Linked DNA regions of Homo sapiens: regions 1 and 3 are each linked to region 2. A link is a contact called in ENCODE Hi-C or POLR2A ChIA-PET data. All regions are on one chromosome and are shown on one strand. Each heading gives the region's core, a stretch centred on a gene start or an enhancer-like site at or near the end of the contact. The rest is flanking DNA. Distances are from core to core; before and after follow the strand shown. Region 1 overlaps TBC1D1 (TBC1 domain family member 1). Region 2 holds the start of LINC02278 (long intergenic non-protein coding RNA 2278). Region 3 has its middle 190 kb from the start of LINC02513.

Evidence for each region. A loop is a pair of places that touch in the nucleus more often than their neighbours do. ChIA-PET counts read pairs that join two places held with the same protein, here RNA polymerase II (POLR2A). Pooled maps may share reads with other maps.
Region 1: a loop to region 2 is called in a map of mammary epithelial cell, with 3 times the contacts of the local background. The contact joins the enhancer-like site here to the promoter of LINC02278 in region 2. A Hi-C loop is called at or near these places in 1 of 168 maps with a recorded cell type or tissue (mammary epithelial cell) and 4 of 50 pooled maps. POLR2A ChIA-PET finds 5 or more read pairs at or near these places in 1 of 52 experiments (BJ).
Region 3: a loop to region 2 is called in a pooled map, with 12 times the contacts of the local background. The contact joins the enhancer-like site here to the promoter of LINC02278 in region 2. A Hi-C loop is called at or near these places in 3 of 168 maps with a recorded cell type or tissue (dorsolateral prefrontal cortex, mammary epithelial cell and psoas muscle), 1 of 37 single-sample maps with no recorded cell type and 10 of 50 pooled maps. POLR2A ChIA-PET finds 5 or more read pairs at or near these places in 1 of 52 experiments (activated T-cell).

The regions. Positions count from the first base shown.
Region 1 is chr4:38,060,805-38,063,530 of GRCh38, forward strand. All of the region lies in intron 14 of TBC1D1 (TBC1 domain family member 1), which reads left to right. Among named protein-coding and RNA genes, the nearest start is that of PTTG2, 100 kb to the left of the region's middle. Within about 2 kb of position 1,379, at least 12 of the 41 ENCODE cell types and tissues checked have a DNase peak (open chromatin) inside an H3K27ac peak, as active enhancers do.
Region 2 is chr4:38,562,728-38,565,427 of GRCh38, forward strand. LINC02278 (long intergenic non-protein coding RNA 2278) reads left to right here and starts at 1,276. Exons shown (of 3, transcript NR_146991.1): 1 at 1,276-1,389.
Region 3 is chr4:38,175,747-38,178,446 of GRCh38, forward strand. No RefSeq gene overlaps it. Among named protein-coding and RNA genes, the nearest start is that of LINC02513, 190 kb to the right of the region's middle. RefSeq lists an enhancer at 1,818-2,087. Within about 2 kb of position 1,350, at least 22 of the 41 ENCODE cell types and tissues checked have a DNase peak (open chromatin) inside an H3K27ac peak, as active enhancers do; they include dorsolateral prefrontal cortex, where a contact is called at or near this core.

The DNA.
Region 1 (2,726 bases), core at 129-2,628, 500 kb before region 2:
CTCTGTTGCAGTAGGTCCGGGTGGGTTCTGAAGTTCTAACAAGCTCCCCAGTGAGGCTGATGTTTCAGGTCCACTGTGAGGAGGCAGGGCTTAGAATAAACAACCGTGGGAAATCCAGTCCAGATCTTTGATGCATCCTAGGTTAGGCCTGTCTGTCAGGCTGCCCTGGGTCTCTAGTGATGGACTCCAGGAGTCTCTCAAGTCTCAAATAAGTCTGAGTCATCAGGGATATTTTTTGAGAAGAGTTGTGCTGTCTGAAGAAGCAAAGAGTGAGTGTGATGGGGAAAATGCAGTGATTAAAAACATGGTAAGGTTTAAAGAAAGATTTGACCATATGCCAGGTGAACCCAAATGTATGGTGCTTTGCGTCTTTCCTGCCCTTTGGTTTTCCAGGGAGGCAAGGCCTTATCTCTTATGGAGCACAGGAGACACAGTGTGGGCGTTTGTTTTCTCAGCCGTGGGCTCTAACCTAATTGTCAAGCCTACAAAAAAAAAATGCTGAAAATCAACTTCTGACTAGATATCTGGTAGTACATAATCTCCATAATTTTCTCTCTGGGTGTATTATGCAAAAGATAATCCTTTGTTATTAAGAAACAATTTTTAAGGCAACTCCCAACTTTGAAACGGGGAAAAATCATTTTATTTACCTCTATGTGCTAGGGAACAATATTAAATTTAGTTTTATACTTTTCCTTTAAGCATTTCAGATTATATTGTGCATTTCACCAACAATAGAAGCTTTCAGACTTTATATGTCTTGTAAAAAAAAGCCTAATATAGATAAGAATAATTTATTGATTTGAAACCCATTGTATAAGAAATAGTCCAGTGAAACTTAAGTTCAAAGTTTTTTTTGTCTTGTGGATGTAGCTATGTCAATATGCCTAGTTTATAGTAACATTAAGTCTAGTGGATTAGATATTAGATATCAATTGAGATGTAAGCAGTAATAAACAGTAATGCCTAAACTGAAGTATATAATCTGAATCTTTATGATGACCAATTTATATTATTGTGAAAAACTTAGGAACTGATTTGAAACATGATTTACATGTTTTACATGAAACATGATTTACATGTGTCATATATAGTTTTCAATAATTTACGTACCAGCAGGAAATTTTAGTGGATAAGTGGAATAAACTGCAGGTGAAACTTTGCTGGAAAATACAAGCATAGTGACATCTGTGCACCAAAAGCACCTGGGGAGATTTTTTAAAACATGGGCCAGACATGCCTTCCTGGCTGTCTCCCTCACTGTCAGTGAGTGTGGGGATGGGGTCTGGGCCTGAATTCTTTCTTTTTAGACTCCTCAGGATTCTGATTGCTGCCACGTTGAGAGGGTTGACCTCAATTCGGACCTCAGAGGGTGACTTGAGAAACTGTCACCACTTGGTGGCAGTGTTGCTCCCCGCATCTTGATTGCCCTTGTTTCTTTCCAATCCCGGAAAAGTGTGCTTGTTTTTTTTTTTTTCCCTGCGTGTTTTTGTTTTTGATCTTGCTATAATATTTATATTCCTTGCTCATTTGCAACTTATTTGAATGGAGAGCTACTTTCTGAAATCTAGATGTTTTTCTTTTTCTACAGGGTTTTAGGGCATGGGCAAAACACGGAAGAAAAAAGTTGTCTTCAGTTGGCAGAGACGTGGATTTTTAAGATTGTTCTTAATTTACTTTCTGTATAACTTTGCTTTTCTGTGGTGAACAAAGACCAGGTTCAAGATAAAATATTGCAAGCCAAGAATCTGATTGTTCATGGATTTCTATGGTTAAAGATACTTGATCACCTCCCCATCCGCCCCCTACCCCACCCACCCTGCGCCGCCCCCACACCCCATTGTGCTTCTTGGCTTGTCATTTCAAAAGTCAAGGAAGTCACAGTGAATGGCAAGATTTTACCTCGACTTGCTATTTTTGTGCCTGTTAACAATTGTGAGTTAACACTGACTGAGCTTTTCCTAGTGAACCTCCGGCGTTTAAACAGCCAGTCCATAACACTGTGTGAGGGCTGGAGCTAAGGTTATTGGTGACACAAGATAGCACCTGAGCCAGTGCTGCTTGGTAGGAGGGCTGAGGGGAAGAGGGCTGAGGGCTTGGATGCTGAGATGCTAGAGTCACATCGCCTGGATTTGAATCCCTGCCCTCCTGTTCTGATACCAGCTGACCCATGACGATGCTACAGCACCTGACAGCAGATTCCTCCTTAGGGCTGGTCTAACTCTAGAGTGTGTGCCTGTGTGCCTGCAGGAGAATGTCCAAAGTGAGTGATCTTGATCTGTTAACCTTTGAATTTTAACCTATACCAGGGAGCCATTGAAGAGTTTAAAGCAAGTGAATGACGAGTAGTTTGAAAATATTTCCAGGTGGATAGAATTTGTGGACATACATGAACATGAGCAGCCTCAAAATCAGGGCTGGGACTAGAGTGAGGCCAGCACGTGTCCAGGGTGCAAAATGTAAGGAGGCATTCACTTTCAGGGCCTGGCAGGTGTGGACCCTGAACTTCCAGGACCTTGAGAGTGAGTGTCTCCTAAGGATTACACCCTGGGGGCCTATTTGCCTCATCCTGGTCCCTGGTCCTCTGTGTACCCTATTGCCTGCTTCAGTAAACAGGCAGCCCTGCAAGGGAAGGAAGGGTTGGATCAGCTCTGAGGAGGGAGTTTTTTTAGAAGGATAGATTTGTTTTGTTTAAAAAACAGCTTTATTGAGATATAATTCACATC
Region 2 (2,700 bases), core at 26-2,525:
AACAGAGGAAAGTTAATGCAATGAGATGAAAGAAACTTAAAAGCCAAACAAGGGATGGTGAGGCAATCCAGAGACCAGCAGCAGCAGGAAGTTGCCGCCACTCCTAGGCTGGAGGGACAAAGGGAGGAGGTGATGCTAGCAGAGCCCAGGGACTGGGATTACCCAGAGGAAGCTGGAACCATGACAGACTTCCTGTGCAAACTGGAGTCGTGGAAGAGAGGGAGCAGCTGCCAGAGATACTACCCCAGGACAGAGGGAGAGGGAAAAATACCCTGACGTCTTCCTTCCTCCTGCTCATCAAACTCCCACCAGAGCCTCCCATTAGCCAAACTCAGCTAGAAGCCAGCTAACACAGGGCCCTGAGAACTGCAGCCGGGAGGGGTCAAGCCCCTCCCACAATACAGAACAGGGGAAGGAAGGGTGAGGATCTCACATCACACAGTCCAGAACCAGCTATATTTGCATGACAAATGTCATACATGTTCACTGTGGAAGTTTCAGAAAATACAGATATGCAAAAATAAAAAGGTAAAAATCATGTTCTATTAGTTCTGAAGAGGTAAGATCCAATCAGCCAGTCCCAGGGTACTGCTGAATGCTACCTGTTTCTCATTAATGATTGAGCAAGCCATGTTCTAGTCTTCTCCCTATCAATAGGCCAAGCACTCTAGCAGTTTGACATTTTGTTATACACACTCTGAGAAATTCAATTTCTCCCTTCTATTAAGTCAAAAGTAAAAAAACCAAAACCAAAAAAAAAAAAACCCCAGATTTTAGAAAGGTTGTTAAGAAAAACTTTATTTCTTCTAGGAACCTGTTTTTGCTTTTTTTCCCAGGTAACATGTGCCATATGATTTATCAGGTTTTCTCTTTTTGCCCAGGCTACTAGGAAACTCAGAGATACATCTCATGCTCCAGACCAGCAACTTTAACCCTTTGGGTAGGCGTGTGCTTCTTCCCTCTTCTGCATGTTCCAAATTGTATTTTATCATATCAACTCTATTATGCATGTGTGTGTGTGTGTGAAGAAGACAGGGATGAATATAGCCACAGAAGGGAGAAGACCTTGAGTTATTGCCCCAGAGAGTTGCTGGGCATCACTTGCCCTGTCCAACTTTGTCCACTCTATGCCAGCTGCCCAGCACTGGGAGAGTCATCTGCCACAGTAGAACAGACTTTTCTGTCACCCTCCTCAACAGCAGATGGCCGCTCTGCACTCATCCGTGTCATACATCATTGCTGAGTGAGACACCACCAACCACTGTGCAAATCACTAAGCGTCTTTGCCTCCAACTCTGTGGTAGGCTGGGAATTATGCCTGCGCACTCAAATCCACTCTATTTCAATAATTTTTCAGCTAAGGGGGCTCAACTGAGCATCGTGACAATGGTAAGGGGTGGAGCTAGGGGCTGTCAGTGGGATTATGGTTAGATTTTTAATTAGATGGGGCATTTTAATTAGGTTGGGCAAAAGCTTTTTCAAGGAGGTGAAAGCATTGTCTCCTCCGGCGAGCACGTCTCTGGCTTATTTAGCTTCCTTGATTCACAAGTTAGTCCCTCTTGAAGTGTTTTTCTTGTACTTTGTTTATTTGAGGCTGATAGTCTGGGCATGGGGCCCAGTTTAATATAATTTTTACTGTTGCTACCACATCCCAAATTCTATTGAGATGGTTGTTATCATTGTTGTTAAGACACCTTACAGTGTCAATTACCAAGGCCAGGTGTACTCCCATACTCCCCCCACCCCAGCGCACCCCTTTTCTTTTCTTTTTTTTTTTTTGAGACGGAGTCTCGCTCTGTTGCCCAGGCTGGAGTGCAGTGGCGCGATCTCAGCTCACTGCAAGCTCCGCCTCCCGGGTTCACGCCATTCTCCTGCCTCAGCCTCCCGAGTAGCTGGGACTACAGGAATCCGCCACCACGCCCGGCTCATTTTTTGTATTTTTAGTAGAGACGGGGTTTCACCATGTTAGCCAGGATGGTCTCGATCTCCTGACTTCGTGATCCTCCCGCCTTGGCCTCCCAAAGTGCTGGGATTACAGACATGAGCCCCTCCGCCCGGCCCCCTTTTCTACTTCACCTATTAGAAATGAAGCTGATGCTTACTCCCGTGCCATTGAGACAATGTGCGTTTGTGACTCTGTAGCATAGCAAAGTAGATATTTGGTAATTATCTGGATAATTTGATTGCGATAGGGAAATAGTTCCAATCACTTAGGTCCTAGAGTTTATCTGTGAGTCTAAAGAACATGAAATCTCCCCCCACATTGCTTATAATTTCCTCTGAGTTCTATAAATACATAGGATGCTTTTACAGCAAATTTCCCTCCCTAATTATGTTTTACATAATCTAATACATTCATATTAGTTTGCCTCCTCTAAGCATATAGCAGCCAAAAGATACCTTGGCTGGAAGGCTAGAGAGGGAAACTGACCACAGTGCATCATCAGTGTAGAGTTAACAGCTGACAATAATAATATAGATTCAGCACTGACAAAAGAAAGGAAATAGTGCAACATTTGGTTTGAAAAGTGTGTGTGTGTGTGCGCGCGCGTGCGTGTGTCTGTGTGTGTTCCAGTGTTCCATTTGGGTCAGACCCTTAGCATGACTTTAGAATGCAGGCGTTTAAGGTGAGGGATTGTAATAATAACCCACTTCAGGAGTGTGGACATTAGCCAATAGACATGCACCTCTGGCTTCCCG
Region 3 (2,700 bases), core at 100-2,599, 390 kb before region 2:
AGTTTTTTGAGATAGGGTCTTATTCTGTTGCCCAGGCTAGAGTGCAGTGGCATAACCATGGCTCACTGCTGCCTTGACCTCCGGGGCTCAGCTGATCCTCCCACCTCAGCCTCCTGAGTAGCTGGAACTACAAGTGTGCACTATGATGCCTGGATAATTTTTTGTCTTTTTTTGTAGACATAGGATTTCACCTTGTTGCCGAGGCTGGGCTCAAATGATCCGCCTTAGCCTCCTGAAGTGCTGGGATTATAGGCATGAGCCACCACGCTCGGCCTATAAATGCTTTATATTTTTATATAATAAAAATGGCTCTAATTTGGCTTTAGACTTCGGTGGCTATTATCAATTAATCAGTATCTATTTTGTACTTAATAGGTACAAAAGGAAACAGAAATATCTAAAATCTGGGGTGACAGAAAAGAGATACATAGAACAGAAAACCACGTGATCAGGGCCAAGTGGCCCATTTCTACTAGATATCTGGAAGAGGGGAGACACATGAACTGGGTAAACATTTGAGGATGAAGAGTAAAGGGACTTCCCTTTTCTCAGCTCTAAATTTGAAATATTCCTCTCTCTTCCTATGTGGGTTTTTGTGTTCCTCAGAGGAGAGACCTAAATTCTGAGGCGTGGACAAGAGAAGGTCAAATTGCTGCTCACAAACAACGAATCAGGCTGGGTGCCGTGGCTCGCTCCTGTAATCTCAGCTCTTTGGAAGGCCAAGGCGGGAGGATCCCTTGAGGTCAGGAGTTGGAGGCTACAGTGAGCTACAACGGTGTTCCTGCACCCTAGCCTGGATGACAGAGTAAGACCCTGTCTCTAAAATAAATAAAAATAGGCCGGGCGTGGTGGCTCACCCCTGTAATCCCAGCACTTTGGGAGGCCGAGGCGGGCAGATCACGAGGTCAGGAGATCGAGACCATCCTGGCTAACACGGTGAAACCCCGTCTCTACTAAAATAAGTACAAAAAATTAGCCGGGCATGGTGGCCGGTGCCTGCAGTCCCAGCTACTCGGGAGGCTGAGGCAGGAGAATGGTGTGAACCCGGGAGGCGGAGCTCACAGTGAGCCGAGATCGCGCCACTGCACACCAGCCTGGGCGACAGAGCAAGACTCTGTCTCAAAATAAAATAAAATAAATAAATAAATAAATAAAAATAAAAATAAAAACAAAACCAAACCCCAATGAATCAAAGCCTTAGGTCCTTTCTGGATTTACCTGTATTAAAAAAATTGTTTCCTTTGCCTGTTAAGGAGAGCCACTGAGAAGCAGTGTGAGGGGTTCCGTTGCTTCTGCACCTTCCTGACTGCGGTGGGCAGAGTGTCAGGAAACCCTGCAGGCCAGGCCACACCACCAGGAGAAACCAAAACAGAACAAGAAACCGCGTGCAGCAGAACACGGAAAAGTCCTTTGTTGTTTAAAGTTTTTATCTTGCTTGTGGCAAGTCTGACGATTCAGCAACCACCACAGCTGCATTGGGCTGAGAGTTTCCTTGTAGGTCTTTTCTCCAAAGCCGGAACAATAGCAGGGGGTTAGTCCTTCCCTCTGCCCAGCTCACGTTCCAGTTTCTGAAATGGGTTTGGGACAAGCAGAGCTTGGAGCAGCCGCCCTGAGGTTTTTATCAGACTAATTCAAGTGAGAGGAGGCAGAGTAAAACTAGCTGTTTAGGTTCATGGGTGATGCATTTCTGGGCATGAACTTCAGCTCTCTGTATCCTGATGTTGAAATAAGTTGAAAGAGTCAACAGGTTTCCCATTACTTGGTTAATGGGAATTAACCAAGTTCCCATAGTAATGGGGACCCTTAGTATGGTTAATGACAAAGGATCATGAAGATTGAGGTTTCCAGACCTTGCTAGGGATACAGTGAGGATCTCCCAGCCACCATACTTTCTCTCCTGTGAATCCCCCCAATCACTTGTCTCCCTACTGTGTGCTCTGAGCACAGGTGACGGGGACCCTAAACCAGGGAGCAGCAAAAGGAGGGAAAAGGAAAAGCAAGGCGACGTGGCACGCCTGTGGCAATACCTGCCAAGTGACGTGGGGGTGCTACATGTTCTCAGAACACAGCTGCGGCATGGCTGGCAGCTGGCCTGGGTGTGGCTCTTGAGGGGAGCTGCTGGGCTCGGTGCCGCTGGTGTCTGTTGCAACCTCACTTTCCTTATCTGGGAAATGAAGGCATTGGGGGTGGTGGGGGAGTCTGTCTGCTCTGTCCGTCAATCGTTATTACTGAGGCTCACACATTGTTGAAAAAGTCAAAGAATGTTTTAGGAAAACACATTTTGTAGGTATTTGTTCATTCATTCATGGATTGATTTATCCTCTCACTGAAACTTTGTTTTTACACACTGACTCTGTGCTAGGTACTGAGGGTACCAAAACCAATAAGACTGGATTTCCTGTGCTCCTGGGCTCACAGTCTTGTGAGGAAGATAGATACATATGCAGATCATTCCAGAAAAACAATCTGCTTAATAACAGAAGTGTGTGTACTGTGTTCAGCCCTGCCTGGTAGTGTTGAGAAGGCTGACACGAGGGCCAGGTCTTGCAGGAAGAGTAAGGATGCCCAGATGGTGAAAGCATATTTCAGAGGAAAGTCTAGAGCTTGCAGAAAAGAACTTTACCTGAGAGCCATGGTAAGGCTGAAAAAGAGTTTAAGGAGGCAGCAAAAGGCAGAGAAGGAAACATGGATTATCCTGTT